Regions from separate parts of the Homo sapiens genome. Here region 2 is linked to region 1. A link is a loop called in an ENCODE intact Hi-C map of the cell type or tissue named here. Cell type or tissue: transverse colon. All regions are shown on one strand. Each heading gives the region's core, and the rest is flanking DNA. Links, peaks and the distances in the headings are about the cores only.

Evidence for each region. A loop is a pair of places that touch in the nucleus more often than their neighbours do. Peaks named below come from ENCODE experiments on the same cell type or tissue, not always from the same donor. Only the 100,000 strongest peaks of a DNase experiment are listed, where the experiment ranks them.
Region 2: it touches region 1 in a loop (25-fold over the local background); 5 of 110 quality-filtered maps call a loop at or near these places.

The regions. Positions count from the first base shown.
Region 1 is chr16:1,031,457-1,046,967 of GRCh38, forward strand. No RefSeq gene overlaps it. Among named protein-coding and RNA genes, the nearest start is that of SSTR5, 34 kb to the right of the region's middle. RefSeq lists an enhancer at 5,824-6,333. In transverse colon, for the core only: no CTCF peak of the experiment used is centred there; no DNase peak of the experiment used is centred there; H3K27me3 peaks cover 4,262 bases.
Region 2 is chr16:902,029-912,240 of GRCh38, forward strand. It overlaps LMF1 (lipase maturation factor 1), which reads right to left. Exons shown (of 11, transcript NM_022773.4): 4 at 8,903-9,051. LOC124903619 (peptidyl-prolyl cis-trans isomerase CYP95-like) reads right to left here and starts at 8,896. Exons shown (of 1, transcript XM_047434995.1): 1 at 1-8,896. The coding sequence starts at 3,471. The coding sequence ends at 1,687. It overlaps LOC107984876, which reads right to left and starts at 1,626. Exons shown (of 1, transcript XM_047434996.1): 1 at 538-1,626. The coding sequence starts at 1,626. The coding sequence ends at 538. RefSeq lists enhancers at 1-46, 47-764. In transverse colon, for the core only: no CTCF peak of the experiment used is centred there; no DNase peak of the experiment used is centred there.

The DNA of each region.
Region 1 (15,511 bases), core at 4,112-9,111:
GGACACTGTTCCTTGTCAGGTGGGAGCCAGGGCTGGAGCCCTGATGCTGCTGAGACAACTTCAGGGGATCCCTGTCTCCCCCACCCCAGTCTCCCGAAGAGCCCACCTCCCTGGAGACTGCCCAGGGCTCAGCAGGGCAGGGAGGGGAGTTGCCATCTTGGGCACCGGCCAGGTGCTGGACTCAGGGGGAGCTTCCAGGCTCTGCCTCTGCCGGTTACTGCCTCTACCATACAGATGGGGAAACTGAAGCTCAGGGAGGTCAGGTGCCCAGCCTCAGCTACCCAATGCAGCGCTCGGTGGGCAGTGTGGGGCTGACCACCCGCCCTGGATTGCGGGCACAGCGGCCCCCACACCGGCTGCCGGGGCTGCACAGGCTCTGGTGGGCTTTAGGGTGGCAAACATGCCCAGGTTGGGGCCTACACCCCCCAGGTTGAGGGAGTGGCTCCCTGGGGTGGCTGCCGCCCATCCCGGCGTTTCTGGGCTTGTGGACGTGTCGCCCCAGCCCTGCCGGTCTTCACGCGGCCTTCTCTGTGTCTGCATCTTTCCCACCGCTGTCTCTTACAAGGTCACCCTGTGAGGATTTGGGGCCCACCCAATCCAGTGTGGTTTCATCTAGTTATCTTTAATGTACCCACATCGGCAAAGACCCTTTCCCCAAACAACGCTACCTTCACAGTTTCTGGATGACGTACCTTTTGGGGGCCACCCTTCAGCCCAGGGCCACCGGGCACACAGGCAGGGCCCAGGGATGACCTCTAGCTGACGGAAACTGGAGTCCACCCTGACTTTCCAGATGGACTGGACTGCTGCCCATCATCCTCAGCATCAGGGGATGGAGGTGGCTGCCCCAAACTCCAAATCCTTGCCAGGAAGAGGCCAGAGCCAGCATTTCGCTTACATGGGATGTGCCCTGTAGAACCACCCCCCAGGTCCAAGGGCAGAGCCAGGGTGATTCCCCCGGGACCAGTCCAGTGACGGCCAAGGACTGGCTCACTCCCAGGCTGGGGATTCCGCCCCAGACAACCCCACATCCCAGGGAAAGGAGCTGAAGTCTTGCCCTCCCAGACACCATGCCCTGTTAACTGTTTATCCACCCACCCATCCGTCCACTCATCTATCCACCAGTCCATCAATCCATCCATCCATCCATCCATCCATCATCCATCCATCAATCCATCCACCAGTCCATCAATTTATCCATCCATCCACCTATCCACCCTTCCACCTATGCATCCATCCACCCATCAATCCATCCATCCATCCGTCCACTAGTCCATCCATCCTTCCATCCTCCCGTCCATCCATCCATCAATCCATCCATCCATCATCCATCCATCATCCATCCATCCACTAGTCCATCCATCTATCCATCCATCTACTCATCCATCCATCAATCCATCCACTCATCCAGCCACCAGTCCATTCATCCACCTATCCACCCATCCACCTATCCATCCATCCACCTGTCCATCTATCCATCCATCATCCATCCATCCATCCATCCACTCACCCACCAGTCCATCCATCCATCATCCATCCACCATCCATCCATCCACTAGTCCATCCATCTATCATCCATCCACTCATCCATCCATCAATTCATCCATCCATCATCCATCCATCCACTAGTCCATCCATCTATCCATCCATCCACTCATCCATCCACCAGTCCATCCATCCATCATCCATCCACCATCCATCAATCCATCCATCCATCCACCATCCATCCACCCATCCACCCACCAATCCATACATCTATCCATCCATCCACTCATCCATCCACCAGTCCATCCATCCATCCATCCAACCATCCATCCATCCATCCATCCATCATCGATCCATCATCCATCCATCCACCATCGATCCATCATCCATCCATCCACTCATCCTTCCACCAGTCCATCAATCCATCCATCCATCAATCCATCCATCCATCATCCATCCATCAATCCATCTACCAGTCCATGCATCTATCCATCCATCCACCAACCCATCCATCCAACCATCCATCCATCCATCCATCAACCCATCCATCCATCATCCATCCATCCATCATCCATCCATCCATCCATCCATCAATTCACCTATCCATCCACCCACCTATCCATCCATCCATCATCCATCCATCCACCAGTCCATCAATCCATCCATCCACCCATCCATCCAACAGTCCATGCATCCACGCATCCATCCATCCAACAGTCCATGCATCCATGCATCCATCCATCCATCCATCCATCCACCAGTCCATCCATCCATATCCATCCACCTATCCATCCACCCACCTATCCATCCATCCACCATCCATCCATCCACCAGTCCACCCATCTATCCATCCATCCATCCATCCACCTATCCATCATCCATCTATCCATCCATCCATCAGTCCATCCATCCATCTATCCATCTATCCATCCATTAATCCATCCACCAGTCTATCCATCTATCCATCCATCCACCCACCCAGCTATCCATACATCCACCCAACCATCCATCCATCCACCTATTCATCCATTCATCCATCCACCAGTACATCCACTCATCCATCCATCCATCCATCCATCCATCCATCCATCCATCCACCTATCCATCCATTAATCCATCCACGAGTCCATCCATCTATCCATCCATCCATCCACCCATCCATCCATCTATCCATCCATCCACCCAGTCATCCACCTATCCATCCATTCATCCATCCACCAGTCCATCCATCCATCCATCCATCCATCCATCTGTTGGTTCATCTTTCTATCTATTTGACCATCCATCCATCCATCCATCCATCCATCCATCCACCAGTCCATCCCTCCACCCAGCAGTCTATCCATCCATCCACCCATCGATCCATCTATTCATCCATCCACCAGTCCATCCATCCATCCATCCATCCATCCATCCATCCATCCATCCATTCATTCATCCATCCATCCATGTACTCATCCATCCACCTGTCCATCCATCTATCCATCCAGCCAGCCAGCCAGCCAGCCACTCATCCAACCATCCATCCATTCATCCACCCACCAGCCCATCCACCTATCCATCCATCCATCCATCCATCTGTTGGTTCATCTTTCTATCTATTTGACCATCCATCCATTCATCCACCCATCCATCCACGCATCCATCTATCCACCCACCAGTCCATCCATCCGTCCTTCCATCTATCTATTGGTCCACCTATCTATCTATGCAACCATCCATCCACCCATCCATCCACCCATCCATCCATCCATCCATCCATCCATCCATCCATCCCTCTGTCCATTTGTCCATCTGTCCATCCCTCCACATGTTTGACTTTGGTGAGCAATGAATGGGAGGGGAGGGGAGTCTCAGTCATGCCCCAGCCCCTCACAGCCCACCCTCCTCCCAGGGCCTTGGCCTCTCTGCCGACACCAGGCAGTCAGCCCAGCCTGCAGCTGTGAGCTCCGGGTGGGAGGCTGAACCCACTGGCTCCTGCCACTGCAGCTGAAAAGCATTTCCAGTTTACAGCAACCTAATTATTCACCCCTCCTTTGGATGGGGAAAGCTCGGGGAGGGAAGACATGGCTGCTGGTCCAAGCAGATTCAGACTCTAGAGGACAGGCTTTTGGATGGGAGTCCTGGGGTGTGTGGAGGTGGCTGGGCCAGGGTTGGGGGGTTCGAGGTGGAGTGGCTCCCCCTTGCCTGCAACGTCTTAGGCTGGGGCTCTGCTGGGGCATGAGGGCACAATGCCACAATGCCAGGCTGGGTGGCGAGGGGGTGGGCTTGGCTGAGATGCTGGCCCACACGGCCCAGCTGCTCAAGCCCTGGAAGCCAGTGTGGGGCTGGGCAGAGGAGGGGCAGAATCTCTGGGGAGGGGATGGACAGGCAGAGTCCTGGGGCTGCCTGGTTCCAAGCGGACGCTGCCTGGGGTGCAGGGACCGACACCCTCTGACCCTGTCTTGGCCTATTTTCCAAGACTCATGGGGCTGGCAGGGCTGGGGGTCTGAGGCTGTCGACCACAGAATTGACCTTCAGCTGTCTGGAGGAGCCAGTCTGGGGACTGTGAGGAGTGGGGAGCCAGAGGCTACTGCCAGGCCTTGAAACCGTGGCTTAGGAGGGGCTCCTGGGTTCTGGAGGGCCACGGGGAGTGAGGGGATGCATGGTTAGTCCTGGGCCAGTTCAGCATCAGCCACGTAGCGTCTCTCACACTCTCAACCTCCCTGGAGGTGCAGATGGGGAAACTGAGGCTTGGCGCCATGCAGGTCGGAAGTGGTGGGGCCCACGTTCTCGGCTGGCCTATGCCACTGCTGTGGACAGAAGCCAGTGAGGAGGCGGAGGTGATGGGCCTGGCCAGAACCCTGTCCTGAGGCCCCCACAGCCGCCAGCCCAGGGTGCCACTGAGCAGGGACATGGCCTACGTCCCATCTTCCTGGCATGGGCCTCAGTGGACAACGGGGCCCTGTCAGGAGCTGAGTGAGTGGACAGGAGGGGAGGGGGAGAGCCTGAGGGGTTGAGGACCCCACCACCACCATCATTAACCCCCCAAGGCCAGTCGTGGAGGCAGGGAGGGCACACTGGCCACTGCTGGGGTGGGGACCTTAAATTTCTTCACTGCCCCCACCCCAAGAGCGTCTGCATTTATTAGGTGCCTCCTGTGTGCCTGTGCCTGGCTGCCTGGCGGGGCCTCCACCTATGGGATTGCTCTGCAGTCCTGCGACTGGGGCCTCGGTCACTGCCCCTGCACCAGGGCACCAAGGCCTGGCGGGAAGAGGCCCCGGGGAACACAGTGGGACTCCCCAGGAGCTCCGTCAGCCTGAGGTGCCCTTGAGTCACCAGAAGGGCCTGGGAGCGGGTGCACAGAGCCCGGCCAGCTTCCTCGTCGCTCCCTCCTCCTCTGCAAATGAGCTCCTGGCACTGAGACCTTGCCTGGAGTCTGACCCTGATCGGGGCCCCACGGGGCTGAACAAGACATGAGCTCTGCCCGTACTGTCCCTGTGTGTGGCTGCTCCTCTGGGGGTCTGGGAGCGGGGAGGGACCCAGGAAGCCTTCTTCCTCCCCCTCCAGCCTGAGGAATCCCTGAAGGAGGGGTTCCCCGGGGAGGGGCGTGGGGTACACCGCCCGGGGGAGCTTGGTGCTGTGAAGGAGGGGTTCCCCGGGGAGGGGCGTGAGGGACCACAGCCCTGGGAGCTTGGTGCTGTGAAGGAGGGGTTCCCCGGGGAGGGGCCTGAGGGGCCACTGCCTGGGGGAGCTTGGCACTGTGCCCTGTCCTGGATGTGGGTTTCTGCAGTTTCTGCCCCCGAGGGGCCTTGGTGGAGGCTCCATCTTCAGAGCCAGAGACCCCCAGATGGTGATTCTCCCACTGCACCCTTCCAGGGCAATGAACTGCACCCAAGAGCGGCCCACGCCGTCCCATGTCCCTGCGGTCCAGCGCTCCCGTGGGGCCCCACCTGCCATCCCCCCAGTAGGGTCCTGCCCACACTGGCTCCACCCTGATCTGTCCCCCACTCCTCAAGGGACTCTCCTTGTGTGTGCTGTGGGCAGCGCAGGGGTCAGTGTGGTTTCTTGCCCAGGGTATCCTACCTGGGGTTCTGTCAGGGAGTCCCTGCCCCCACCTAGGAACCTCAAAGCTTAGGGGACACACTGTAGCTGGGACGGGGCTGTCACTCCCCAGGGGCCAGGAGCCCCGTGTGTGGGCAGCCAGCCGAGGCAGCAGCGGGCAGAGACATGCAGGGAAGTGGCCCTGCGGCCATGACTCATCTCAGCGCTCAGCTGATGGTGCTCGGCAGCTCCTGAGCCTGGAGCCTGTAACCTGTATCCCCTGCCCCCCACCTCCGTGTCCTGGAGCCAGGTCTTCAGCACGCTGGTGATTAGGAGGCCCCACTCCCTCCTCGCCCGCTCCAAGGAAGCACCCGCCGCCTCCCAGCCAGGATGATCCCGGAATCCTAGAGTTGCCCAAATCAGGAGGGAGCCAGGAATCCCGACGCCGTGGGGTGGAGGGGGGTGCCTGGGGCCGCTCGTGGGGGGTGGGGTGGAGGGGGGTGCCCCAGGCTGCTCATCGGGGGCAGGAGGAGCCTGCGGCTGGGACGGGATCCGCCTGGAGACTGCCAGCCCTCCCGTGCCGCTTTGGGGATTCAGGAGATTACGTACAGTTGTTTGTGGTTTGTCTTTGGTAATTGCCAGTTGCGGCCTGTGGCTGAAAGAAGCCGAAATCAGAGGTAGGGACAGATCCTGAGCTGGTAGTGCCAGGAAGGTCCCGGTCCCGGTCAGGCCTGGGCCCATGAAGTGGGTAACTGCTGTGAGGGGGCTCAGCCTCTGCCTCCTGACCTGGGGAAGCCAGCAGCCATGTCGGGAGGGCCCAGACAGCGCCATGGAGGGGCCATGTGTAGGGGCCAAGACCTCCTGACTCCCAGCACTGATGGAAGAGGGCAAGGTGGACCCCAGGTAGGGCTCCCCCAGCCCCAGGCCAGCCTTCAGGTGACCTCGGCCCTGGCTGACAGCTTGATGGTAATGTCTCCCTAAGCCACACCACCCAGCCAAGCCCTTCTCGATTCTCAGACCTCAGAGGCCGTGTGAGACAGCGAGGTCTTCAATTGTTTAAAGCAGCTGCATTTGGGAGCACCCAAAACAAAATACCACAGACGGGGCAGCTCACATAGCAGACATCGCTCCCCTCACCGCACTGGAGCCTGTGAACCAGGGTGGGCTTCTCCCGCCGTCTCCTCCTGGTTCACATATGGCGCCTTCCCAGGTCCCCACAGGCCTCTCCTCTGTGTGCGCGTCTCCAGCCCTCTGCTCCCTGGAAGGGCACTGTGAGGCTGCATTAGGCCCCCGGAAGGCCTCGTTTTAAAAGAATTGTGTCTTTAACGGCCTGTCCTCAAGTACAGTCACATGCGGAGGTGCCAAGGGCTGGGACCTCTGGGGAGACACACTCAGCCCACGGCAGCAGCAGAGGCTGACGCTCCCACCACCCTGCCTTCTGCTCCAGCCCTGGCTCCTGGGGGCTTCTTTCCACGAAGCCTCACGTCGCCGGCTGCTCTTTCAGGGGCGCCCCACGTCTGCTTGACCCCGTAGCCCATCACACGCACCAGCGTTCTTTCATTTACTCAACCAAGGGTGAGGGCAGTTCCCTCAATAGCTGCCCCGCTCGGACCCTGGCATTGTCCCTGCGTGACGATGTCCTGGTCGCCTGTGAGCTCCCGGGCGGCTTCTCGGGGGAGTTGCTCTGCAGCCCACGCCGGGGGTTCTCCTGGGACCCCGTCCTCAGGGGCGCCAGGCATTGAAGCAGCCTCGGTCAGAATCTACCCTGCCGCTTCCGGCCCCGCAACACAGGCAGTTCGCACCGCGTCTGGGGCCGGAAGAGCCACTCAGCCTTCATGCTCCACTTGTGAATTCCACTCACTCACCCATTCACACAGGCGCTCATTCACGGAGCCCCCCGGGGGGCTGCACTGCACCAGGCACGGCCCTGAGTCCCCTGGGCTCTGCCGCACGGAGCTTGCTTCTTGGTGTGAACTACAACCTGGTCCTCTGAAGGTCCCTCAGGATTTTCCAGATAAAGGGCTTCTAGCCAAATGACCCGGGGAAATACAGGTTACGCAGCGCTAGCTGGACCTGTCAGTGCAGGCCTTATCAGAGCCTTGAGTGTTCGAATGGGTACCAGGCAGATTCAGAGGGAGGCAGAGCCATGGGCTGCTTGGGAATGTCTGTCCTCTGCGTGTATCAGGCCGGGTTGAGGGGGTGGCACCATCCCTGCTGCGGAACGAGAGGCAGGCAGGTGTCCCAGACTACTTCCTTGTCGCTTCTGGAAGCTTGTGCCTCCAGCCCAGCCCTGCATGGAGAGAAGGAACCGGCCCACCCCGGCTGCATCCCTGGGGCCGGCCTGGTCCCACCTAGGTCTCAGTGTTCCCTCTGAACCAGGGGCTGGGACCTTCTCTAGGACCCCTGGCCCTGCCACTCTGTCATCACTGGCAGGAAAGGGGTGCTAACCCCAGCTAGCGTCCCCTCAGTCCCCGCCCCCAGGCAGTCATACGCACACACGTGCAGAGACACGCAGGTGGACACACACACACATGCACACGCTGACTGCCCTGGCTCCAGGCTCCGTCCATCCAGGGACCCTGAAACTGCCCAGGGCCTGTCCCAGTCTTTCCAGCCCTGCCCATGCTCGGGGATCTGCTGGGTCCCAGAACTTCATGGAACTCTCCAGACATCCTGCTCCCTGCCCCTAAAACTCCAAGGTGGGGCCATGTCCAGGTTTCCCCACCACGGGCTGCTGAAGCACCTACGGCTGGCACCTCCCTTTCCAGATGGGGAAACTGAGGCAGGGGCCGAGTGATGTCCCCCCATGTCAGGACCAGAGTGCAGCAGAGCCGGGACTCAAACCAGGCTGCCTTCGAGTCTGGGGTCTTAAGCCCCATGGAGCCCTGGGCAGCCCACACCCTCGCAGGCTGGACCTTGCGGGAAGCAGCTCTCACACCTGGTGAGACACTCACCTGTGAGGCCCCGGGCCTTCCTCACTCTCAGTTCTCACGGGAGCCCAGAGATAAGGTTCAGAAAGGTTACGTAGCTCAGCCAAAGTCACACAGCTGGTCTGACGCAAGTCTCACAAAAGCCAGTTTCATTACCTGAACGTGGTGAAGCCTCTGTCTTTGGGTCTTAAGGGCAAAAAAAACAAAAAAACAAACAAAAAACTAAACAAACAAAAAAAAAACGTTGAGGAGGAAAGAGGCGACCTGTGCCCGGGACCCGGGCCTTGGGGCCCCGGGAGGTGGAGGTGGTCCCATTCCAGTGAGGGCAGTGGACGTGCCAGGGTCTTCTGGGGCCCAGAGGCTGGAAACGTCCTTCCAAGAGAACAGCCAGGCCCAAGTTGCCACAAGCCTGGCCCCGCTGAGGTTCACGCCGAGGTCCCCCCCGAAGTTCCCCCCTGAGGGCCCCCCAAGGTTCGGCTCTGAGGTTCCCCCCAGAGGATCCCCCCCGAGGTTCCCGCCGAGGCTCCCCGCCGAGGATCCCCCCTCAAGGTTCCCCCCGAGGTTCCCGCCAGGGTCCCCGCCAAGGTTCCCGCCGAGGTTCTCCCCGAAGTTCTGCCCGAGGTCCCCACCGAGGTCCCCGCCGAGGTTCCCCCCGAGGTTCCCCCCGAGGTCCCCCCCCGAGGTTCCCCCCGAGGTCCCCGCCAAGCTCCCCACCGAGGTCCCCACCGAGGTTCCTGCCGAGGTCCCCCCGAGGTCCTGCTGAGGTTCCTGCCGAAGCCCCAACGTGTGATTAGGAAAGCGGGGCTTTGGCTGTGGGACCACAGAGCCCCAGTAGGAGCCCCCGCCCCAGCACAGTGAACCCAGGACAACGTCGGGGCTGCCTGAGTGCCAGCGCCCCTGTCCCCAAGCTGGGGTGCCCCTCACCCCACACCAAGGAGGGAATGTGGCCCGGCTCCCAGCCCTGTGCCTGCACAAGCCTCTGCCCTGTCCCAAGTCATGTCCTGCTTCTGTGACCCTCCTCTGCCCAGACCCCCAGCTCCCACGTCCTCCCCAGACCCCCAGCTCACACCTCCTCCTCCTGACCCCCAGCTCCCATCTCCTCCCAGACCCCCAGCTCCCACCTCCTCCCAGACCCCCAGCTCACACCTCCTCCCAGACCCCCAGCTCACACCTCCTCCCTGAGACCCCCAGCTCACACCTCCTCCCTGAGACCCCCAGCTCACACCTCCTCCCCGAGACCCCCAGCTCACACCTCCTCCCCGAGACCCCCAGCTCCCACCTGCTCCCAGACCCCCAGCTCACACCTCCTCCCAGACCCCTAGCTCACACCTCCTCCGAGACCCCCAGCTCACACGTCCTCCCAGACCCCCAGCTCACATCTCCTCCCCGAGACCCCCAGCTCACACCTCCTCCCCGAGACCCCCAGCTCACACCTCCTCCCAGACCCCCAGCTCCCACCTCCCAGACCCCCAGCTCCCACCTCCTGCCAGACCCCCAGCTCACACCTCCTCCCAGACCCCCAGCTCACACCTCCTCCCAGACCCCCAGCTCATACCTCATCCCAGACCCCCAGCTCCCACCTCCTCCCCAAGACCCCCAGCTCACACCTTCTTCCCTTGAGACTCTCAGCTCCCACCTCCTCCCCAGACCCCCAGCTCCCACCTTCCCCTGACACCTCCCAAGCTCCCACTTTTCCCCAAGGGTCCCCCTCTCGTTATCACTGGATCCTCATCCTCTGAGGCCTTCTTTCCTGGGCTCTGTCCTGGTTCCCCATCCCCTGGCAGCCTGGGAGCTCCAGCAGGGAAGGGCAAGGCCTGGGATACCTCTGCCCTGGGTGCCAGGCCTAGGGCACACTTGCTTCATGGACCACCCTGGGATCACTTGGGCCTAGGATTTTGAGGCCAGCCTGGCAACATAGGCAGACCCCATCTCTACCAACAACAACAACAAAAAATTAGCCAGGCGTGACTAGTCCCAGTTACTCAGTAGGCTGGGGCAGGAGAATCCCTTGAATCCAGGAGGCTGAGGTTGCAGTGAGCCAAGATGGCATCATTGCACTCCAGCCTGGTGAACAAGAGCAAAACTCCATCTGTGCTTGGTGTGAGGTAGGGATCTAGCTCTATGTGTATGTGACGGACAGAAAGTCATCCCCATGGTGTGGTCACTGTGGGGTCTGTCCCCTCCTCCACCGAGCCCCAGTGCGCCAACTGCCCCATCTGCTTGGTCCATTACTGAACTCTCTGTTCTGTTCCATCAACTCAAATCAACCTACAAAAATGGCTGTAATCAGCCTGGGTATGCGTGACCCCAAAACAGCTGGTTAATTCCCTGAAAAGAATTGAGTGCCAGATGTGGGGGATCGTGTAACCTGAGGGCTGCTTCTCTACTTTCAGTTTTGGCCGGGGTGGGAGTTCTAATAATCACTCATTTGCTGCTTTGCAGGCAGACACTCACTGCATGCCTCCAGGGTGTCAGGCACCAGGATGGGCCATGGTGGGTGGAGCTTAAGAGCAGTACACACTGGAAGGCAGGGAGGGATTGACAATGCGGCAAAAACACACGCCAGGTCATTTTTGTGAGGGACAGGCACTACTGAGAAAACCACACGATGTAGGCACAGGTGGCTGTCAGGGAGGGCTTCTTGGAGGAAGTGATCTTTTTGTCTGGGTCTGATGGATGAGATGGAGTTCACGAGCGAAGATCTAGGGTGGAGGAATTCCAGGAATAGCAACTAAAACGGTCCCGCAGCAGGAATGGGCATTGCGTGGACACTACCGGTGGCGCTGGAGCTGGGAGGGAGGTGGGGGCTGCAGAGAAGCAGGCAGGGCCAGCCCACCAAGGAGAAAGCCTTCAAGGGGTGGGGCGGGTGGCGTGGACACTAGGACCTCGCCACGTGGCTGCCTCGAGCCAGAGCACTGTGGGGAGGACCCTCCCTTCTGCATCGACGGTGCCACAGTGGGAGGAAGGTTTATCCACCGAAGTCCAGGCCGGCCCATCCCCATCCCGCCCCTTCCCGGTGCTGCTCCAGCTCCAGAGCCTGCAGCTCCCCAGTCAGCACTTGGGGGTCAGACCCTGGCCCAGGCCACGTTTGCCCCCACGGCCCCAGGATGCCCGGTCCTTGCCTCCCTGGAAAGCCCAACCCTCTGCCCGCCCCTCGGCCAGCAGAGCCTTTCACGGAACTGGAGGACACCTGGCTGAGCTGCCTGGAAGGTCTGCAGCTCACAGCCTGAGGGGACGCCTGGAGCTGGCTCAGCACAAAACAGGATGTGCCTGATGCTGAGTTCGCAAAACTGCGCATGAGCACGGGCGGCTGAGAGCAGCAGGAGGACCGGGGCCGTGCAGGGGGGCGGTCAGGGACCCCTCGGGTCAGCCTTGGGGCCGTTCTGGGGGGTGGTCAGGGACCCCTCGGGTCAGCCTTGGGGCCGTTCCAGGGGGGTGGTCAGGGACCCCTCGGGTCAGCCTTGGGGCCGTTCCAGGGGGGTGGTCAGGGACCCCTCGGGTCAGCCTTGGGGCCGTTCCAGGGGGGTGGTCAGGGACCCCTCGGGTCAGCCTTGGGGCCGTTCCAGGGGGGTGGTCAGGGACCCCTCGGGTCAGCCTTGGGGCCGTTCCAGGGGGGTGGTCAGGGACCCCTCGGGTCAGCCTTGGGGCCGTTCCAGGGGGGTGGTCAGGGACCCCTCGGGTCAGCCTTGGGGCCGTTCCAGGGGGGTGGTCAGGGACCCCTCGGGTCAGCCTTGGGGCCGTTCCGGGGGGTGGTCAGGGACCCCTCGGGTCAGCCTTGGGGCCGTTCCGGGGGGTGGTCAGGGACCCCTCGGGTCAGCCTTGGGGCCGTTCTGGGGGGTGGTCAGGGACCCCTCGGGTGGGTCTTAGGGACCGTGCAGGAAGACAGTCAGGGACAAGCGATGGCTTGGTACCCTCCGTAGCCCGAAGCCGGCCGGCAGGGAGCTCTGGGCAGCTGTCCACAGACCTGGGGGAGCCCTGTCCTAAATGGACAGCGGGGTCCCCGCCAGGCCCAGCTCCCGCCTCTCCCAGGCCTGGGGGCAGTGGGCAGTTGGCCACTTCAGCCGCTTTGCTGTGGTCCAGGCAGGCGGGGACCCTCAGGGCCCCAGCGGGGCATCAGGGTGTTCGGGAGGCGGCGCCGGCTGTGAGTGGGGCCCTGGGCCGGCGGCGGCGGGGGCGCCGGTTTTCTCGGCATTAAGCCTGGCTCCGCTCTGCCGGCTGTGGAATTCCTGGTCTGATCCGTCTCCAGATTGGCCCTGGAAGAAATTGGGGGAGAATCGATTTGTGCCACGTTCTAGCAGCACGGCCTCATCATGACAGACGCCAGGCAACCACGGGCAGGGAGCCCCCCGCCCTCCTCCTGGGACCCCTGGGCTCCTCGCTCCCCTGCCCCACCCCCTTCCCGCCCCCACGCCCCTGGCCGGCCTGCTGGCGCCTGGGAAGGGGAAGAGGGGGTTGCCGCTTGCCGGGAGTCACGCGGCACTGCCCAGAAGCTCAGCGGGGTCTCCCGGGCGGCACTGCCCAGAAGCTCATCCTGCCCCATGCGGCCCAGAAACGAGAGTGTCCCCAGCACAGGGACACCCGCCCGGGGCCGCCTGGGGGGCCGAGGTGGGGCCAGGACAGCTCCGGGCCTCTTCCTCTCCCTTGGCCTCCTTGCTCCAAGGCTCCTCTGGGAGCCCAGGGAGGAGAGGGAGAGGCCTCAGGAGGGCTTCCCGGAGGAGGTGGCCCTGAGCTGGTGCTGGAGGAAGCCCTCACGTGGCCCGGAGCCTGGTTCCGGCATCGGTAAATTACACGTCCCTTTCCGGCGCCCAGTGGCGTCAGGCACTGCCTGTGGCTCCGCGAGGGGCGTCCGCGCGTCGTCGGGCTGAGTGTTCTCAGTCACCTAGAGCTGCACCCCCTAACACCGGCTTCCCCAAGCCCCCGGACAGCCCCACAGCTGGCATGGTGCTCACAGCCCCGAGCGGAGCCGCCAGCCCCAGGTGGCCTCTTTGGCCTCCCAGGCCCAGGGCTGGGTGGGGCCGGGAGGAGCCTGGAGGGGCGGGGTTCGCTTTCAGAGCCAAGGCTTCCGGCCTCTCCCGGCCACTGGACTGTGGGTGCCCTGCGTAGACCCTGCCCTGCCAGGCAGCTGGGAGGCACAGAAGCCTCTCCAGGGAGGGACAGAGGGGCCTGGGTGGGCCAGGGCGTCCGCACTGCAGGCGAGGGCTGGGCCTCAGCTTCCTCGTCTGCTAAGTGGGGCCCCCTGGGCTCTGGTCAGCCTCCCAAGGCTCCTCACCACCTCCGGGAAGCCGCCTGGATTGCTCTGCTCAGAATGGAAAGTGAGGGCCAGAGCCAGGGACTGCAGCCTGAAGGCGCCTGTGCTCCCTGCTCAGCCCTGCCCGCTTGGCCGTGGCCGTGGCTGGGGCTGCAGCTTCACAGCTGTGCTGAGGGGCCCCGCCGACGGTGGGGTCCAGACCTGGTCCCACCCAGATGTGGCAGCGCTGAGGCCTGGGGAGTGGCTGGAAGCTCACACAGGGCCAGAGAGGAGCCGCCACGGCCGGCGCTGGGTCCAGAGTGCTGCTGGCCGGCCCTCCACAGACACAGTCCGCTCCACCCTGGCCCTGTGCCCCTGTAGGCACCGAGCTGCCGAAGGCTGGGCCGCTGCCGCCATGACGATTTCGCATCCACCCTGCTCTGGGGGCCCAGGGAGCGCCAGGCCCAGCCGAGCTTCATTCTGACACAGACCCTGTGGTGGGGGCCGAGTTTTTGTCACCTCCTGATGACAGCGAGGGACACAGCACTAACCGGGACAGCCTCTTGCTCAGGGGAGCAGCTGCACCAGCACCGAAGCCCAGGCCGGGTGGGGAGGGAGGGGCATGGCCTGCCCTCCAGGTGCTCCCGGTCTGCTGGGGACGTGGGAGGAGTGTCCTGGCCCTGGGCCCCATCGTGAATGAAAGGGGTCCAGCGTCTTGTTGCCGGGCCGTCCAGCCAGCTGTTCGTACCTAACACTGCTGCAGGGAGGGGTCCGGGGGACTTGGCATCTGCCTCTACGTGTGTTCCCAGCCGGCAAGCGGGGTCCCCCGCCTTTGCCAGAGCGGGCTGCCCAGGGCCCCGGGCGGCCACTCTGCACCACTCGGGGTGGGGTGGGGTGGGTCTCGGGCAGGGGCCGGAAGAGGGGCTGCTGGGACCCAGCTAGCTGAGGAGGGCAGCTCGGGGAGGGCTGGGTGGCCCAGGGGAGCCGGGAGGGCAGGCGTGTGCTGGGCGTAGTTCCAGCTTGTGACTGGGCTCTGAGAGGAGTGACCATGGAGGGGTGGCCCATGTTATCCTCTCAGCTGCTAACAGGTTCTGCCACCCACTCCTGGCCACAGATGGGGAGACTGAGGCACACAGCAGGGCCGTCAGCAGCGCGAGGCTGCAGGCAGCCAGTGGTGTGGAGGTTACCCAGGAGTCACCCAGCACGGCGGGGTGGTAGGTTCGGGCCGCCCCAGCGTGAACTCTCCCGCTCCCGCCCTGCTCCTGGGCCCGTGGTCTGGCTCTTCCTGCTTCCTCCACCTCCAGGAAGCCACCAGGATTGCTGTGCTCTGAACCAGCCCTCCGTGCCCAGCCCAGCCACTGCTCAGCCACAGCGATGCCACATCCGAGTGCAGCCAGACCCTGGCCTGGGGCCCGTGGTGGGCAGGGGCCGCCTCACCACAGCTGTCCAGGCTGCAGCCCCCAGCCACGGCGGAGCAGGCGGGGCTGGGACCGGAGAATAGACGCCTTCATGCCACAGCCCCTGGCTCTGGGCTGTGCCTGGGCCCCACCCTGGCCCCCGTGCTCCCCCCACCGTGCCCGCGGTGCCCTCCTCCGCCCGCGCGGCTGGTGGCAGGGCCTCCCCGTGTGGGACCGGGCAGCCACCTGCTGCCCACAGCCACAGCCGCACAATGGGCCCTTGTGAGCCGGCGGGCAGCGGGTGGCGGGCAGCGCCTCTCGGCCCACCCCGGGCTCAGAGCCCCACTGTGTGAGGCGGCTGCCCTGACTGAGGATCACGGAGCCGGCCAGGCTGGCCCCACCCACCCTCAGCCACAGGGACGGTGGCTGCTGCCCCCACCCTCTGTGGT
Region 2 (10,212 bases), core at 5,213-10,212, 130 kb before region 1:
ACTGGGGCCCTGTCTGTTGCCCCAACCCGCTGACACCCTGTGGCAGCGGCAAGCTCAGCTATCCTGTGCATGGCACGGACATGGGTTGGGCTGAGGATGCCCACTGCCTGCCGCTCCAGGGCCTGAGGGGAGCTCTGGGAGCCAGGCTTGCTCTGCCACACGCCTGGGGTGGACAGCCCTGGGCCAGCGCAGCAGCCGGAGTGAGACGGAGCAAGTACAGTGAGTGCCAGGCTCTGCTCCAGCCCCCGCAGGCCGATGCGTCTGGCCTGGCATTCTCCCTGACTTGTCAGCTTCCCAGCTCAGAGCCCTCACCTCACCTCACACTCCTGGACATCAAGGGGCACCAAGAAGCCACTGAGGGAACACAGCGTCCCCCGCCTTGCTGGAGCCCACGAGAGGATGCGGCTTCCTGCAGCTGCGCCCTGGGGGCTGCCTGTTTCAGGCTCTGGCTCTGGCTGGGCTGATTGTCTTTCCAGGGCTCAAAGCACATGGTTTTCATCCGGTGCTCAACCCAGGGAAGGCCGAGGACAGTCTGGCTCAGTGTGGTGACCTCTGCACTGCCTGTGGGGACGCCCGTCTCTGCTGCGTGGTGGTGACCTCTGCATCGCCCACAGGACGCCTGTCTCTGCTGTGTGGGGTGACCTCTGCACTGCCTGTGGGGACGCCCGTCTCTGCTGCGTGGTGGTGACCTCTGCACTGCCCACAGGACGCCTGTCTCTGCTGCGTGGTGGTGACCTCTGCACTGCCCACAGGACTCCTGTCTCTGCTGTGTGGTGGTGACCTCTGCACTGCCTGTGGGGACGCCCGTCTCTGCTGCGTGGTGGTGACCTCTGCACTGCCCACAGGACGCCTGTCTCTGCTGCGTGGTGGTGACCTCTGCACTGCCCACAGGATGCCTGTCTCTGCTGTGTGGTGGTGACCTCTGCACTGCCCGTGGGGACGCCTGTCTCTGCTGCGTGGTGGTGACCTCTGCACTGCCTGTGGGGACGCCTGTCTCTGCTGTGTGGTGGTGACCTCTGCACTGCCTGTGGGGACGCCCGTCTCTGCTGCGTGGTGGTGACCTCTGCACTGCCCACAGGACTCCTGTCTCTGCTGTGTGGTGGTGACCTCTGCACTGCCTGTGGGGACGCCCGTCTCTGCTGCGTGGTGGTGACCTCTGCACTGCCCACAGGACGCCTGTCTCTGCTGCGTGGTGGTGACCTCTGCACTGCCCACAGGACGCCTGTCTCTGCTGCGTGGTGGTGACCTCTGCACTGCCCACAGGACTCCTGTCTCTGCTGTGTGGTGGTGACCTCTGCACTGCCTGTGGGGACGCCCGTCTCTGCTGCGTGGTGGTGACCTCTGCACTGCCCACAGGACGCCTGTCTCTGCTGCGTGGTGGTGACCTCTGCACTGCCCACAGGACGCCTGTCTCTGCTGTGTGGTGGTGACCTCTGCACTGCCCGTGGGGACGCCTGTCTCTGCTGCGTGGTGGTGACCTCTGCACTGCCCGTGGGGACGCCTGTCTCTGCTGTGTGGTGGTGACCTCTGCACTGCCTGTGGGGACGCCCGTCTCTGCTGCGTGGTGGTGACCTCTGCATCGCCCACAGGACGCCTGTCTCTGCTGCGTGGTGGTGACCTCTGCATCGCCCACAGGACGCCTGTCTCTGCTGCGTGGTGGTGACCTCTGCATCGCCCACAGGACGCCTATCTCTGCTGTGTGGTGGTGACCTTTGCACTGCCCGTGGGGACGCCTGTCTCTGCTGCGTGGTGGTGACCTCTGCACTGCCTGTGGGGACGCCCGTCTCTGCTGTGTGGTGGTGACCTCTGCATCGCCCACAGGACGCCTGTCTCTGCTGCGTGGGGTGACCTCTGCATCGCCCACAGGACGCCTGTCTCTGCTGCGTGGTGGTGACCTCTGCACTGCCCACAGGACGCCTGTCTCTGCTGTGTGGTGGTGACCTCTGCACTGCCCACAGGACGCCTGTCTCTGCTGTGTGGTGGTGACCTTTGCACTGCCCGTGGGGACGCCTGTCTCTGCTGCGTGGTGGTGACCTCTGCACTGCCTGTGGGGACGCCTGTCTCTGCTGTGTGGTGGTGACCTCTGCACTGCCTGTGGGGACGCCTGTCTCTGCTGCGTGGTGGTGACCTCTGCATCGCCCACAGGACGCCTGTCTCTGCTGCGTGGTGGTGACCTCTGCATCGCCCACAGGACGCCTGTCTCTGCTGCGTCGTGGTGACCTCTGCATCGCCCACAGGACGCCTGTCTCTGATGTGTGGTGGTGACCTCTGCACTGCCTGTGGGGACGCCTGTCTCTGCTGCGTGGTGGTGACCTCTGCATCGCCCACAGGACGCCTGTCTCTGCTGCGTGGGGTGACCTCTGCATCGCCCACAGGACGCCTGTCTCTGCTGCGTGGTGGTGACCTCTGCACTGCCTGTGGGGACGCCCGTCTCTGCTGCGTGGTGGTGACCTCTGCACCGCCCACAGGACGCCTGTCTCTGCTGCGTGGTGGTGACCTCTGCATCGCCCACAGGACGCCTATCTCTGCTGTGTGGTGGTGACCTTTGCACTGCCCGTGGGGACGCCTGTCTCTGCTGCGTGGTGGTGACCTCTGCACTGCCTGTGGGGACGCCCGTCTCTGCTGTGTGGTGGTGACCTCTGCATCGCCCACAGGACGCCTGTCTCTGCTGCGTGGGGTGACCTCTGCATCGCCCACAGGACGCCTGTCTCTGCTGCGTGGTGGTGACCTCTGCACCGCCCACAGGACGCCTGTCTCTGCTGTGTGGTGGTGACCTCTGCACTGCCCGTGGGGACGCCTGTCTCTGCTGCGTGGTGGTGACCTCTGCACTGCCTGTGGGGACGGCCGTCTCTGCTGCGTGGTGGTGACCTCTGCATCGCCCACAGGACGCCTGTCTCTGCTGCGTGGGGTGACCTCTGCATCGCCCACAGGACGCCTGTCTCTGCTGCGTGGTGGTGACCTCTGCACCGCCCACAGGACGCCTGTCTCTGCTGTGTGGTGGTGACCTCTGCACTGCCCGTGGGGACGCCTGTCTCTGCTGCGTGGTGGTGACCTCTGCACTGCCTGTGAGGACGCCTGTCTCTGCTGCGTGGTGGTGACCTCTGCACTGCCCACAGGACGCCTGTCTCTGCTGCGTGGTGGTGACCTCTGCACCGCCCACAGGACACCTGTCTCTGCTGCGTGGTGGTGACCTCTGCACCGCCCACAGGATGCCTGTCTCTGCTGCATGGTGGTGACCTCTGCACTGCCCGTGGGGACGCCTGTCTCTGCTGCGTGGTGGTGACCTCTGCACTGCCCACAGGACGCCCGTCTCTGCTGCGTGGTGGTGAACTCTGCACTGCCCACAGGACGCCCGTCTCTGCTGTGTGGTGGTGACTTCTGCACTGCCGTTCTTGTGAGGAGGAAGTATCTCAGTTTAATTTCAGCTGTTCTTGGGGGGAGGAATTGTCTCAATGTAGATACGCTCAGCATTTCCCTAATAGCCAGTGCATCTGAGGGATTTTTCAAGTGCCGTGAGAGCCATTTGCATGTTTCCTTTTGTGAAGTGCCTGCTAAAATCCTTTCCCTCTTTAAAAAATCAAATTATCTTTATTATTGAACTTTATGAATTCTTTATGTATTCCAGATACAGGTTCCTTGTCAGGCATAATGGCATTGTGAATATTTTCTCCTGATCTGTGCCTTGTCATTTTCTCGGTGGTGTCTTTTGAAGAACAGAAGACTTTAATTTTGAGGAAGTCCAATGTATGTGTTTGTTTCTTTTTCTTTCAGGGTCTCACTATGTTGCCCAGTCTGGGCTTGAACTCCTGAGCTCAAGGGACGCTCCTGCCTCAGCCTCCTAACATGCTGGTGTTAAAGGTGTGAGCCACTGCACCCAGCCATTTTCTTCTTTTATGGTTAATTTTTTTGTGTGTCCTAAGAGACTTTTGCCTATCATAACATTACAAAATATTCTATGTTACCTTCAAGAAGTGTTAATGGTTTTAGCTTTTATGTTTGCAATCCATCTCAAATTAACGTTTGTGTGTGGTGACGGAGGGGGGTTCACTTATCCAGGTGCATATCCAGAACTTCCAGCACCAACTGGTGCAAAGGCTTCTTTCTCTCAGTTGAATTGACTTGGTGGCTTGTCCAGGAATCATTTGATCCTGACTTTGGTGTGGGACTATTTCTTGGTTCTCTATTTTGCGGATGCAGCTATCTGTCCTCACGCCTTGTGATGGTTAATACTGAGTGTCAGCTTGATTGGGTTGAAGGATGCAAAGTACTGATCCTGGGTGTGTCTGTGAGGGTGTTGCCAGAGGAGATTCCTGTTTGGGTCAGGGGGCTGGGGAAGGCGGACCCAAGCTTAATCTGGTGGGCACCATCTCATCAGCCGCCAGAGAATATAAAGCAGGCAGAAAAAGGAGAAGAGGGGAGACGGGCCTACCCTCCCAGCCCGCATCTTTCTTCTGTGCTGGACGCCTCCTGCCCTCAAACATGGGACTCCAGGTTCTTCCGTTCTGAGACTCGGGACCGGCTCTCCTTGCTCCTCAGCTTGCGGGCAACCTATCGTGGGGACTTGTGATCGTGGAGTTAATACTCAATAAACCCCTTTATATATATATTTCTCCTGTTAGTTCTGTCCCTCGAGGGAACCCTCCACACACCTGTGTCACACTGTCTTCATTACGATCATTTTTCAGTAAATCCTGGAATCAAGTAGTGTGACTCCTCCTGCATCTTTATTCTTCTTCAAAATTGTTTTGGCTATGTAGGTCCTTGGCATTTCCATATACATCTAAGAGTCAGTTTATCTGTTTCTGGAAAAAACAATCCTTCTGGGATTGCTTGGGATGTCATGGAATCTATAGCTCAAATTGGTGACGATGGACAGTTTAACAATATGAAGACTGATTCATGAACATGGTATACCTCTCCATTTACTGAAGTGTTCCTTACTTTCAGCAATGTGTGCTATCTTTCGAGGCATACAGGCTGCATTTCTTTTGTTAAAATTTCCTATTTTATGGTTCTGAATGTTATTATAAATGCTATACTTAACATTTTCATTTTGACATTTTCTCCCAGCATATAGAAATATAACTGATTTGCCAGGTGTGGTGGCTCACGCCTGTAATCCCAGCACTTTGGGAGGCTGAGGCAGGTGGATCACAAGGTCAGGAGGTCGAGACCATCCCGGCTAACACGGTGAAACCTAGTCTCTACTAAAAATACAAAAAATCAGCCAGGCGTGATGGCAGGTTCCTGTAGTCCCAGCTACTCGGGAGGCTGAGGCAGGAGAATGGCGTGAACCCAGGAGGCAGAGCTTGCAGTGAGCCGAGATCGTGCCACTACACTCCAGCCTGGGTGACAAGGCGAGACTCCATCTCAAAAAGAAAAAAAAAAAAGAAATACAACTGATTTTGTGTGGTGGCCTTGAGGCCTGCAGCTGACGTCCAGCTCCGGCGGGCACAGAGGCTGTGGCTTCTCCTTCCCTTCTGCTTGGCACCCTCATCGGGAGGGCCACGGGGCTCCCCCTGAGATGGCTCTGAGGAACCCAGTGGTTAGGGCATCTGAAACCCTCCAGGCCACAGAACCACAGGTGCTGGTTTCTGAGTGAATCCGCCAAGCTGACGGTGCGGCGCTGGTTGTGACCCAAGTGCGCGAGCGGGGGAAGGGGTGTGCGTGCCTTCCTAGCCGGCTCTGTCCACAGGGTGGTTCATCAGCAGGTGGACACTCTGCTGCTGTCACTTTCTTATCAACTCACCCTCTGCTTTCCACCAAAGGAACATTAATCACACCCAACACAGGAGTCTATCAAGTAATTATACCTTTTAGTGCACCTGATAATTTCTTCTCCAGCTGGCACTAGCAATCAATCAAAATGCCATAAAAGGTGCTTCCCATGAGCAGATGAGTCCCTGCATCCACTAGGCATTGTGGGAGCTGTTCAACTCTTGGCACCAGGAGCTTTGCATACAACCGCCTGGCGGCTCCTCTGCGGGGCCGGCTCCTCTCCCTGGAGCTCTGCTTCTCTCCCAGGGCTTCGGCCTGACAGCGCTTCCCCCACCCGGCTGCTGTCCACAGAGTCCTTGGAAATGCTGCATCCACATCTGTGCATATTCAAGCCAGCAGAGGGTGGAACCTAAAACTAAGCCCTGGAAAGATCAGGACCCACAGCCTGTGAGAATATCTGTATTCTGGCTGGAGACAATGAAGAATTTCAATGTTCCATTAAAAGGAGCCATGGAAACATCTCTAGTATTTCTAATTAAATGGAAAAGTAAACCCGGAGACAGCATCCCACTTTCCTGCGCGATCTGGATGCCGGGTTGCAGCTATGCCCTCCTCCAACAAGCCATGGCCAACTGTCTGCAGCCACTCACGCACCCCTCAGCCAGGACCCTGCCCGACACCACGTCCAGAAAGCTCTCCAAAGACCCCACCCACCCATGTTTCCCTCCCGCTGTGCCATGGCCCCGAGCACACCCGACCAGGCAAGGAGGCAGAGATGGGAAGGCCCTGGCCCTTGACAAGCCCTGGGGGCCTGCTCGTGCCCTCGAGGGGATGGGGCAGGTCAGGCCCTGCTGCCTCCAGCTGCTTCCAGTGCCCTCCCCAGACACCTGGCCTCGTGGACAGAGGCTGAGCTCACCAGCCCAGAGGTCACCAGGCTGCAGCATGCGGGAGCGGCTCCTGGGAGGCGGAGCCAGCCCGCAGGGTTCACACAGTAAAAACAGTGAGGACCTAGAGTAAGCACCCAAGACTCCCCACAGCCCCAGAAAACCAACCTGTCAGGGATGCCCCGGTGCCCGCCATCCACAGGTATGCAGTGACATTGCGGACGGGTGCCCACCACCCCCGTGCGGCTGGGGCAGGAACACCTGGGTTGAAGCTGGCATGCCACAGAGGGCAGAGAGGAAAGCTGGAGGCTCCCTGCCTGGGACAACCCTCTGGACACCTTGTCCTGGGGGGTGAGAGGGGCCCTGGTGTTGAGGTCCCTCTCTGTGGGTCTCCTGCTAGTGCAGCTGAGCCTGCAGTGACCCCTCCCAACCCCGGCAAGTGCTCATCATGAGAGGCCATGTAACCCTCCCAGAAAAGGAATAAAGGGAATTAGGTGCTCGCATACCACCAGGGAGCACCTCAAGAAATGGCCAGTTCACTCCATGCATGGCTGACGTTTCTGCAGCACTGGCTAAGGGCTGGCGCAAGGTGAGACGCAGGGATGTGAGTGAGGGGGAGGGAAAAGGAGGGCGCTGGGGAAGATGGGAGCCACAGGGGGACAGAGCCCCGAGCTGAACGAGATGGAAAGAAGAGCTATGCCCAGACATGGACGTTACGATGCAGGGAACACACGGTGAGGAATGGGCCCAGACAGCCCCTCACAGTGCACCAAAGCACACTAAACACTACACCAAGCCACGCCACACAGAACCACGCTATGCGCTACAGCGAGCCACGCCACACAGAACCACGCTATGCGCTATACTGAGCCACGCTACACAGAGCCACGCTACACGCTATACCAAGCCACGCTATGCAGAACCATGCTACACGCTACAGCAAGCCACGCTACACACTACACTGAACCATGCTACACGCTACACCGAGCCACACTTCATGCTACATGATACCCCAAACCACGTGGAGTCATCGCTTCCTGAGTCCGTGGCCAGTGCTGTCTTAGGACTGGGTGTCCCAAGTGTCCGCAGCTGCCCCGGGGGGACAGGGTGGGAGGAGCCGCCCAGCACTCGGGCCCCTGCCTGCGGCATGACCTGAAGCTGAACACAGGCACGGCAGCCACGCCTCGAGGCCAGGGAGAGAAGAGGAACGTTCCGGACTGAAGGAGTGGCCGAGACGGCGGCACACTCTGGCCGTGGCCCTGGCGTGAGCGCGCTGTCGGGTGGGGCAGGCACAAGTTCCTTGGGGCAGTGCCCAACTCTTCGTACGTCTTCAGCGAATCCTCCACGAAACACTTAAGCAAACAGATGCTCAGAGAGCATATCTGTACGACATGGTTTCCAACACAAAAACATGAAGATTTTATCATTCCAGCCCAAAATGAAAATCTTACTACCAAACCACGTGAAGCGGAAGAGCAGGTGAGAGCTGCGTAGCTCTGGTCAGTGTGGCAGACGTCAAAAGGACCACGTCGCTCCTGCTTTTAAAGTGCACATCGTGTTTTTGTGAACTCAGAGGTCACATTACTGAAGCTGAACAGGGGGTTGGCATGTGATTCACCGTTTGCAGGGCAGACGCAGATGAGCAGCCCCTGGCTGGGCAGGAAGCACGCACAGCCCGCCGCCCCCACACCAGGGCCCAGGAGGGAACCCGCCACCCCCACCCCGGGGCTCAGCAGGGAACCTGGACAGTCTGGTCGTCCTGAGAGACGTCAAAGCCAAGCAGGCAAAGCACCCGGGAGGAAGGACGCAGCCAAGAGACCATGAGGAGGCCGCGCTTTCCCTGAGCGTCAGGACGGCGGGTCTCATACCTCCCTCACCCTTGAATATGTCTGCCAACGCGCCCACCATGGCCTGAGACTCTGTCATTTAAAAACGAGCTCTGAAATATTTCGGACACTCCGGGAAGCAAAGGAGGGCTGGTGGGGGAAGCTCAGGAGGGCTGGTGGGGGAAGCAGGGCGTCCAGTGCTCCTCTCTGAGTCTCCTCCTGAAACAGACTCAGAGGTGTGGTTCTGTCCCAGAAACAGGGATCATGAGCATGCCCGGGAAAAGCCAGCCGGTCCCCAGCATTCAAACACAGGCCCCTGAAGGGGCAGAAGAGTGCGCAGCTGGCCAGGCCAGGCCGACAGGAGGACAGAGGGCGGCGGGGGAGGAAGGAAACAGCCTCACCTCTCCTAGAAGCCTCACAGGTTAGAAGAGCCACCGTTATTCCCCAAACACCACGCAGAAGAGCTCCACTTACTGCTCCAAGCATGATCCTGAAGATCAGCCACCGGAAGCCCCACAGGACAATCCGGGATGTGGGGGTATGCTGGGGCAGCCTTGACAGCGTCCACAGAGGGCACAGGAAGATCCCCAGGAACCCCGTCTCCAGAAGCTGGGACTCCCATCCTAAAACAACGAGACATACCAAAGGTGAGTTAATGGAAGCCACACATTTCACAAAGAAATCATTTCAGAAACTCAGTTTAATGGAAACGGTCCTTGAGACAGGGCTGATCTTGCTACTGAGAGACACCAGCCCGCACGTATTAGTCTCAACATCGACACGCAAGGTCAGGTCTGCAGGAGTGGGAGCTCTGGCGTGGGACCCAGGGCCTAGGTCGGGACTTCCTGTGACCTCGGCACCCTTCGCCCTGGAGGGAAAGGCCCCGCTCTGAGGTCCGCCACCTGCCACCCTGCAGGACGCTGCACGGACCTGACATCTGAGAATGCGCCCTGCACACATGCTGCCGGCAGACTTTGGGGGAAGCTTTTCCCCTCCCATAGGTTTGCATGAAAACAGCTTTCACCTTCTTCCCAGCCCAGAAACAGCATGGGGAGGCAGCACTGGGGAGGCAGCACTGGGGGGGCAGCACTGGGGGGGCAGCACTTGGGGGAGGCAGCACTGGGGGGGCAGCACTGGGGGGGCAGCACTGGGGGGGCAGCACTTGGGGGGGCAGCACTGGGGAGGCAGCAATGGGGGGGCAGCACTGGGGGGGCAGCACTGGGGGAGCAGCACTGGGGGAGCAGCACTGGGGAGGCAGCACTGGGGAGGCAGCCCAGCCTCCATGTGAGGCAGTGTCTCCCTCTGGCCCTGTCCTTCCCAGATGGGCATGGAAGCCAGGCAAGGATGCAGAGGCAGGTCATGGTGGGTCCACACGGAACCAACACCGGTCAGCCCCTCGCAGTCCCAGGATAAGGCAGCAGCTCCGCCACTGGATGCGGGGGACACGTGGGGGCCCAACGGATTCTTCGCACTGGAAACCCAGCATAAGAATGCGGATGCGGGTCGCCATTCCAGTGCTATTCTCAGAGGTGAGGCCACCGTGAATGTGGCTGCTGGAAACTGCCCACAGCTCGCGTCTGTCAATGGAAGGTCACATCCCAGGGCCCCAGAGACCCCACAGGCCGGGCTCCCTCCTGGGCTCTGAGGATGCTGGATGGGACAGAGGCCACCCGCTGCCCAGCATGACAACGATCACATGACTCACACCACCACAGTGTCTATGCGCCACAGAGCGGATGGGAGAGTGCGGAGGGGATGCAGACAGAGACTCGCAGGGGCAGCAT